Regions from separate parts of the Homo sapiens genome. Here regions 2 and 3 are each linked to region 1. A link is a contact called in ENCODE Hi-C or POLR2A ChIA-PET data. All regions are on one chromosome and are shown on one strand. The core of a region is the stretch at or near the end of the contact, and the rest is flanking DNA. Distances in the headings are between cores, read along the strand shown. Region 1 has its middle 15 kb from the start of OR1D5. Region 2 overlaps TRPV1 (transient receptor potential cation channel subfamily V member 1). Region 3 overlaps NCBP3 (nuclear cap binding subunit 3).

What was found. Hi-C counts contacts between places; a loop is a spot of excess contacts on that map. ChIA-PET counts read pairs that join two places held with the same protein, here RNA polymerase II (POLR2A). Pooled maps may share reads with other maps.
Region 2: a pooled map shows a loop between it and region 1 (9-fold over the local background). The contact joins two enhancer-like sites. A Hi-C loop is called at or near these places in 7 of 50 pooled maps. POLR2A ChIA-PET finds 5 or more read pairs at or near these places in 3 of 52 experiments (H1, MCF 10A and activated T-cell).
Region 3: a loop to region 1 is called in a pooled map, with 4 times the contacts of the local background. The contact joins two enhancer-like sites. A Hi-C loop is called at or near these places in 1 of 37 single-sample maps with no recorded cell type and 4 of 50 pooled maps.

What each region holds. Positions count from the first base shown.
Region 1 is chr17:3,047,432-3,050,131 of GRCh38, forward strand. No RefSeq gene overlaps it. Among named protein-coding and RNA genes, the nearest start is that of OR1D5, 15 kb to the right of the region's middle. Within about 2 kb of position 1,445, at least 6 of the 41 ENCODE cell types and tissues checked have a DNase peak (open chromatin) inside an H3K27ac peak, as active enhancers do.
Region 2 is chr17:3,602,366-3,605,222 of GRCh38, forward strand. All of the region lies in intron 2 of TRPV1 (transient receptor potential cation channel subfamily V member 1), which reads right to left. Among named protein-coding and RNA genes, the nearest start is that of TRPV1, 5.6 kb to the right of the region's middle. Within about 2 kb of position 1,251, at least 3 of the 41 ENCODE cell types and tissues checked have a DNase peak (open chromatin) inside an H3K27ac peak, as active enhancers do.
Region 3 is chr17:3,802,656-3,805,355 of GRCh38, forward strand. It overlaps NCBP3 (nuclear cap binding subunit 3), which reads right to left. Exons shown (of 13, transcript NM_001114118.3): 13 at 1-2,700. Among named protein-coding and RNA genes, the nearest start is that of ITGAE, 2.8 kb to the left of the region's middle. Within about 2 kb of position 1,361, at least 4 of the 41 ENCODE cell types and tissues checked have a DNase peak (open chromatin) inside an H3K27ac peak, as active enhancers do.

The sequences.
Region 1 (2,700 bases), core at 195-2,694:
CCTATTCACAAATATATCTTTCTATTATTTCAAGTTTTCTTTTTATGTACTCCAGTAGAAATATATATATATATATATATATATATATATATATATATATATATATAAAATTTTTTTTTCTTTGACATGGAGTGTCGCTGTGTCGCCCAGGCTGGAGTACAGTGGTGTGATCTCGGCTCACTGCAACCTCTGCCTCCCGGGTTCAAGTGATCCTCCTGCCTCAGCCTTCAGAGTAGCTGGGATTACAGGCGCCTGCCACCACACTCAGCTAATTTTTGTATTTTTCGTAGAGATGGGGTTTCGCCATGTTGCCCAGGCTGGTCTTGAACTCCTGACCTCAAGCGATCCACCCGCCTTGGCTTCCCAAAGTGCTGGGATTACAGGCGTGAGTCACCGTGCCTGGCCAGAATAATAAAATTTTTATTGAATTTATTCTCAGTTCTTTTTTCTTTTTTTTGCTGTTATTACACATAGGATATTTTTACCATTATATTTTCTGCCTGGTTGTTTGCGTACGGAAATAGAATTAATTTTTGTATATTGATTTTGCATCCAGCCAACTCATCCTATTCTCTTATTGTTCCTAACAATTTTAATGGGCTCTGTCTTTCAAAGTATAGAATCATATCACCTACATATGAAAAATTTGCCTTCGTTTTTCCAGCGAATGGGGTCTTCTTTCCTCAACATCTCTGATGCTAGCATGTAGGATATCTATAGTCTTCTTTCCTTTTCTTTATTTTTTTCTGTATACTCCCAGACAACACGTTCCACACACAAATATATTTTTCTTCCAGAGACCTGACTGAATTCTCTAGTTTTTAATGTTTCTTGATTTTCAAGTATAAATCATTTCACCTGAAATAATAATATTTTGTTTTCCTCCTGCCCCCCAGTTTTAACCGCCTTGCCCCCTTTGAAGTCTTATATCTTGCCTGGGCGCTCCAAAACATTACATAAAAACGGTGAGAGCAGGGGCATTCGCATCCAGCTCGACTTTCATAGGAATGCGTCTGGCGTTTCAAACACTGTGAGGTTCACTATGGTTTTCTGAGTTGTCATTAAATTCAGGTTTGTTTAATTCCTGTTGACTAAAAATTTCATTTTCTTTTTTTTTTTTAATTACCAATCAATGTTACATTTTATCAGCGCCTTTGGTCATCTAACGGTCTGATAGGCCATTGCCATTGCACAGTGTTCTTCTAACGGAATTTAGAATCCTAGCTTCCGATGCTTTCTCAGAAGAAGAGCACGGGCGGTAGGAAAGAAGGACGCTTTCAGGAAGGATGGAGGGCCCAGGACGATTTCGCTCCCCGGTGGACGTGGAGGGCGGGCAGGGTCATCCTTTCTCCTGAAACTGGGGAGCCCTACGAAGGGGTTCCGGAGAAGACGCACGGATCTCGAATACCTCCCCGCCCGGCTGCCACTGGATGGCGCGCGCAACCTGCGGAACCACAGGGCGACATCCAGCTGCGGGCGGCGAAGGGAATTGGAGCGTGGACCTCTCCAGGCTTTTCATTCGCTGGTTCTGCCGGTGTCCCGCCTTTTCCATCTCCTCATTGGCTGTCGCCTCCGGGCCTGCGACTTTGCTCAGCCCCTCCGGGGAGTGGAATCGGGTGTGCAACAGGCCGTGAGGTCCGGCTTTGCGAGGAACTCCCATTGGTCAGTCAAACAGGAGTCCCACCCTCCTGGGCTTCCCATTGGTTGCTGTCCCACCGCTGCTCTCAGTTTCCCAGCGGCTGGGGATCTGGGTTTTCTGGGGGTGGAGGGGTGCAGTACGCTGCTGGAAGCTCGTTTCTCTTTCCACCGTTGTGTGCCTCGGGCTCGCGGTCAACGGGGCTGGACGAGGTTCAGAACCCTCCAGAGCGGCAGCTGTCCCCGGGGTGGGTTGTGGGACTCAACAGCCCTCAGGGGAAAATGGCGGGAGGCAGGTGGAGGTGTCTTCTTTGCACTGAAGACCTGGATACCCTGCTGCGGGCTGAACGGGAGGCTGGGGTGGAGCCCTGGCTCGGGTTATGGCCGGGGAGGAGACCACGCTGGGCGAGTGGGAGGCAGCCCCAGCCAGGGGCTGGAAGACCAAGTACCGGACCTTCAAGGGCCTTCTTGCACCCGCATCCCACAGTAAACAGGATACGTAGGTGACCGTCTAGAAAACTTGAGTTTCTCTTGACAAGTTGATGTGCCAGTTTTCGTATGCATTCAAATAAATATTTAGTAATTTCAACTTTGCGCTTTTAGCATTTTGGAGCTAGTAATAAATATTTTTTTTCTTTCAGGATTCAAGCATTTTATGAATCCTTGGAAAGTTTATAGGCCTGAGGCACAGGTGCCTGTAGTGGCTGGTGCATAAAACTGATTCTGTCTCCCAACCATCTCAAGGCACACACGCACTCCAGGTTGTCATGAAATCGCTGGGTTCTGACTCATGCAAAACAGACCAGTGGCTACTTATACACCAGGAGAGGCTGCCCAGCCTCGCTGCAGAGGCCCAGACCTGGGTCCTGTTGAATACACATACGCAGATAAAAGGCTGAGGTGACACACATCAGAATGGGAACAGGGAGGGCTCTAGATAATAAAAGTGAATGTAGAGTTTGTTTTAGAAGCCAGCCCAGGACTGGGACTGGGTACTGAGGCAGTGGTCTAGTCACAAGGGCTTGCGCCAGGAGGCAGAGGGCAGGGAGAGTTGGCAATGCCACA
Region 2 (2,857 bases), core at 1-2,500, 550 kb after region 1:
TTATCTGAACAGCACCTTCACGGAGTGATTCCACTAAAACTCTCGACATGGTGGCGGGGACAAGACCTCAGGGCTGGCCATCACTGCCATCAGTGTGGTTTTCTGGGTCATCATTTGAAACAGGATGTTCTTGCATTTATGTAATGATGTACCCATTAAAACTCCTTGTGAGTAGAAAAGTTTTAATGACTTCTGGGAGGGAGGGTGGTTTTCTAAGTTCAGGTTTGATGGGAGCGAGAGGCAGCTCAGGAAAGCGTCTGCGGACGCGCCAGCCAGCGGCTGGGCCAAATCTGGAATGGCAGATGCTAAACACCGCCACCGTCGCTAATGGTGACAGTTTTCTCTTAGTGTTACCACTAGGGGGCACATTGACTTAAGCTGAGTTCTTGACATTAAGCTGAGCTCTTGACACTGGCCATCGGAGACAAATTTCTTTTCTTCACTCACCTGGGTTCCTCTCAAGATTCGAGCCCCAGCCGGCCTCAGTGGCTCACGCCCGTAATCCCAGCACTTTGGGAGGCCGAGGCGGGTGGATCGCCTGAGGTCGGGAGTTCGAGACCAGCCTGGCCAACATGGAGAAACCCCGTCTCTACTAAAAATACAAAATTAGCCAGGCGTGGTGGTGCATGCCTGTAATCCCAGCTACTCGGGAGGCTGAGGCAGGAGAATCACTTGAACCCAGGAGGTGGAGGTTGCATGAGCTGAGATCACGCCATTGCACTCCAGCCTGGGCAACAAGAGCAAAACTCCATCTCAAAAAATTAAAATTAAAATTAAAAAAAAAAAGAAAAATACCCTCCTTCCTGCATTTCGTCTCTGTGTTCCTGTCACCGGGTGCCCAAGAGTCTAAAAGACCAGCTTCCGTGGAGGGCAGCGGTCTGCGAGCCGGTCAGCACCCTCCAGAAGTGGCTAGAGCTTGAAGTCTGAGCTGGGGAGGGGTCAGACACCCAGTCAGCACAGAACGCTGGAGCCCCGCTCTGCAGAGCTGTGTTCCAGGGCAGGGACTGGGAACAAGAGGGACGAGGGCCAATGGAGGGTCAGCAGGTGGGTAGAACCTGGACCTTGGATGGAAGAGGCCCGCGTGTGCTAGATGCCGGCTGTATGGACTCCGGCTGGTAGCTGAACCTCTGGGTCTACTTCTTCCTCCACAAAATTACAGCCAAGAACACCTGCCCTACCTGCTTTACGAGGCTTTTCTGGGATTAGTCAGGATAGTGGGTGTGAATGGGCTCTGAGCCTGGTAAAGCTCTAGGCAGGCATGAGAGATGACTGCTCTCATCTTCATTATTTCAGCCTGAGGACCACATCTGCTGACTGCTGAGCTGTATCCGGCCATTAGCTCGAAGTTATGACTAATTGTTTTTTAATGAAAAAAACAAGGTTTGCTTAATGTTTGATGAGTCACGCAAGTGAGCATCTCTGTATCAGGACTCTCCCACTTTCAAAGACTTGGCCTGTCCATCTACCTGTGGCTGAGGGGAGAGGCCAGGTGAGACCCTCTCTCCTGAGGGCCCACCATGTGCTATACAAATCCCCTAGCAGAGCAGTAGGGTCAACAGGGTGGTCTCTGCGCTCAAGAAGCCCACGATGGACAGGAAAGGAAGATGTGCACAGGCTCTCTCTTGACACTAGGCAGGGCAGGGCACCCTGTAACAGGCACAGGCCAGGGGCTCTGGGGCCAACAGACCATGCCAACAACAAATGTTGAGCCGGGTCTTGGCCTCCCCTGCAGTTGTAATCAGATGGCGTATGTGTCACCAGGGAGGCCCTTTGCAGAGGGCAGATGCCATTTGGGCTGGGCCTTGGACAAGGAGAAGGATTCTGCCCCACAAGGAGGACATTCCAAACATGGGCCTTGGCATGAGCTAAGGTGCAGGAGGACAGGGCTGAGGACACCTAGGCACCTGCTCTCAAAGAGCTTTCAGTCCACTTCAGAAGAAGAGAAAAATAGGCCAGGCGTGGTGGCTCATGCCTGTAATCCCAGCACTTTGGGAGGCTGAGGCGGGCGGATCACCTGAGGTCAGGAGTTTGAGACCAGCCTGGCCAACATGGTGAAACCCCGTCTCTATTAAAAATACAAAAATTAGCTGGGTGTGGTGGCAGGCACCTGTAATCCCAGCTACTCAGGAGGCTGAGGCAGGAGAACTGCTTAAACCCAGGAGGCGGAGGTTGCAGTGAGCCAAGATCGCACCACTGCACTCTAGCCTGGGCAACAGAGGAAGACTCTCAAAAAGTCTCAAAAAAAAAAAAAGAAAAAGAAAAAGAAAAAAAGAAGAAGAAGAGAAAAGTAGAGAACATGAAAGCCACATACACATGATGTGGACGGGGTCAAGGCCCAGAGGCAGGCAGTGTGTGGCGGGAGGAAAAGCAGCGGCTGGTGGGCTGGAGTCCCCTACCCTGCCCTGAACTGGGTCTGGCCCACCATCTCTCCAGGCTGTTTTACAGCCTCCTGTCTCCCAGAACACCCTTCCTCCAATCCAGCGTCCACACTGTCAGCTACACTCCCAAGGCCCCAGTCCTCCAAACCCCACTGTCTACAGGAGACAGTCCAATCCCCTCAGGCGGGCATGCAAGACCCTTCACAGTCTGCCCAACACGTCCAGCCACAACTCCTATAAACATCCTTCCATTCACACTATGACCAAGTTACACCAATTTGTCACACTCTGGACATGACGATCACTTTAATGTAAACACATTTACCTAGCCTGACCCCACTGCCTAGTTGCTAAAGAGAGTGGGTTCGCTCTGGGGTTTGAATCCTAGCACTGTGATCTCAGGTAAGTTACTTAACTTTTTTGTTTATCTATCTCTCCATGTGTGAAATGGGGATAACACTACCCACCTTCTAGATTAA
Region 3 (2,700 bases), core at 111-2,610, 760 kb after region 1:
CCCTCACTTCATTCTGCGCTCCAAGGGCACTGGGGAGAGTCACAGTGGTCTCCTCTCCCCCGCATTGGCCTAAAGCAGGAAGAGAGCAGCCCAGTCACTGAGCAGATCCCTGCTAGGGCAGGGCTAGAACCCAGACTGCAGCTCACTCGAGATTCCTGAGAGAAGACTTTGTGTTTGGAGTGTGAACGTCAGGGTGCCTCGGGAAGCCAGGGAAAGCTGATGACTGGGTGCTGGACAGGGAGCAGGGCCACTTCTGTACCTCTGCACACTTCTAGAATGCGGACTCATCCTGCATCCATCCAGTATGTATTTATCCAAGCGTCAGTGCCTCTAGTCATGAGACACACAGGGGTCCGTAAAGCCCACCTGGCGGTAGCTGCTTTCCCCACAAACCCAAACTACATCCCCAAGGTCAGGGCCAGGCTCTGTTGAGTAATGCTCCCCATCACAGCACGCAGCACAAGGCTGGCTGTTTGACAAATACACACATAACCAAAAGACATGTGAATGTGGTTTCCCAACTCACTTTAAACAAATATTCCGGGACCAACTTCAAGGACGTTCTACAACAGAAACTGGACTGTACTCTTCACAAACATCAATGTCATGAAAGACAGAAAGGCTGAGGACCTGCTCCAAACGAAAGGAGGCTGCAGAGAGGACAACTAAAGGCAGCGCTTGATCCTGGATTGGATCCTGGACCAGAAAAACAACGGCTTTCAAAATCATTATTGGGACAGTTGGCAAATTTGAAACAGGAACTACAAATTAGCAACTCCTGGGCTGATCAGAGAATATTACACATTTCCTGAATTTGAGAACTGTACCATGGGCATGTGAGAGGCTGTCCCTGTTCTTGGGAAATGTTCACTAAAACATCTTACGGATAAACGAGCATGATGTATACAAATAATCCTCAAATGGTTCATGGTTCAGAGAGGATAGGAAGAAACAGGGGTGAGGGAGAAGAGGAGGGAACGAATGAAAGAGAAAATGTGGCAAAATGTTCTTTGTTGTACCCTTCAAACTGCTGTGATTTTGAAATTATTTCAAAATAAAGTTTTAAATATTTTAAAAAATTTTTTTCTTTCTCCCCTTGATACCAGGAAGAATAAAGTTTTTAAAAAATGGGCAGGTGGGCCAGGCGCGGTGGCTCACGCCTGTAATCCCAGCACTTTGGGAGGCCGAGGCGGGCGGATCACAAAGTCAGGAGATCGAGACCATCCTGGCTAACACGGTGAAACCCGGTCTCTACTAAAAATACAAAAAAAATTAGCCAGGCGTGGTGGCGGGTGCCTGTAGTCCCAGCTACTCAGGAGGGTGAGGCAGGAGAATGGCGTGAACCCAGGAGGCGGAGCTCGCAGTGGGCGGAGATCATGCCACTGCACTCCACTTGGGTGACAGAGCGAGACTCCGTCTCAGAAAAAGTGGCCAGGTGCACTTGTAGTCACAGTTACTTAAGAGGTTCAAGCTACTTGGGAAAGCTTGAGCCCAGGAGTTTGAGTCCAATCTAGACAACATAGTATGAACCTGTCTCTTTAAAAAAAAGTTGCAAAATGTTCATGGATGGAGGAGACGTGCTCGGCGTGAGGTGAAAGGGCTGCCTGTGGGTCGGGCGTGGTAGCTGACACCTGTAATCCCAGCACTTTGGGAAGCCGAGGTAGGCGGATCGCCTGAGTTCAGGAGTTTGAGACCAGCCTGGGCAACATGGTGAAACCCTGTCTTTACTAAAAACACAAAAAATTAGCCAGGCGTGGCAGCGTGTGCCTGTAGCCCCAGCTTCGGGAGGCTATGGTGGGAGAATTGCTTGAACCTGGGAGGCGGAGGGTGCAGTGAGCCGAGACTGCGCCATTGCACTCCAGCCTGGGCGACAAGAGCAAGACTTCATCTCCAAAAAAAACAGAAAGGGCTGCCTGCTGTCTTCAGAGTGAGTCAAAAGCACTGAGGCACAGCCTTCAGACACAGGAAATGGTTCTATTCTCCCACTTGCCTTCTGACTCTTAGGAAGCCAGAAAGAGTGACGGCATTGCTGAGACCAGAGCCCAGGGCTGCAGAGCAGTGGTACTCACGACCTTTGAACACTCGGTAGGAGTGCCCTGCTCAGTGCCAAGGCCTCACATGCGAGCCCTCATCTGAGCCTCTCAGCCACCTACAAGGTCAACCCGATTTCTCAGATAAGGATGCTGCCTCTGAGAGGCCACATAGCTAGTAAGGAGCAGAGCTGGGACTCCAAACAGGCCTGTTTCCTCCAGAATCAGGACTCTGAACCACCACAAACTCTCCTGCCTTCAGCTCTTTTGGTGTGTAGACTTTTTTTATTTTTGTTTTTGAGATGGAGTCTTGCTCTTTCATCCAGACTGGAGTGCAGTGGCACAATCTCAGCTTACTGCAACCTCTGCCTCCTGGGTTCAAGCGATTCTCCTGCCTCAGCCTCCCGAGTAGCTGGGACTACAGGTGCCCGCCACCACACCCGGCTAATTTTTGTATTTTTAGTAGAGACGGGGTTTCACCATGTTGGCCAGGCTGGTCTCGAACTCCTGACATCAGGTGATCCCCGCCTCGGCCTCCCAAAGTGCTGAGACTACAGGTGTGAGCCACGTGCCCAGCTAGGTGGTGTGTAAACTTTAAAAAAGCAGAGATTTCATCCCACAAATGCAGACTGGGATCTCCACATGACCAGGTGCTGTGGACTGAACTGTA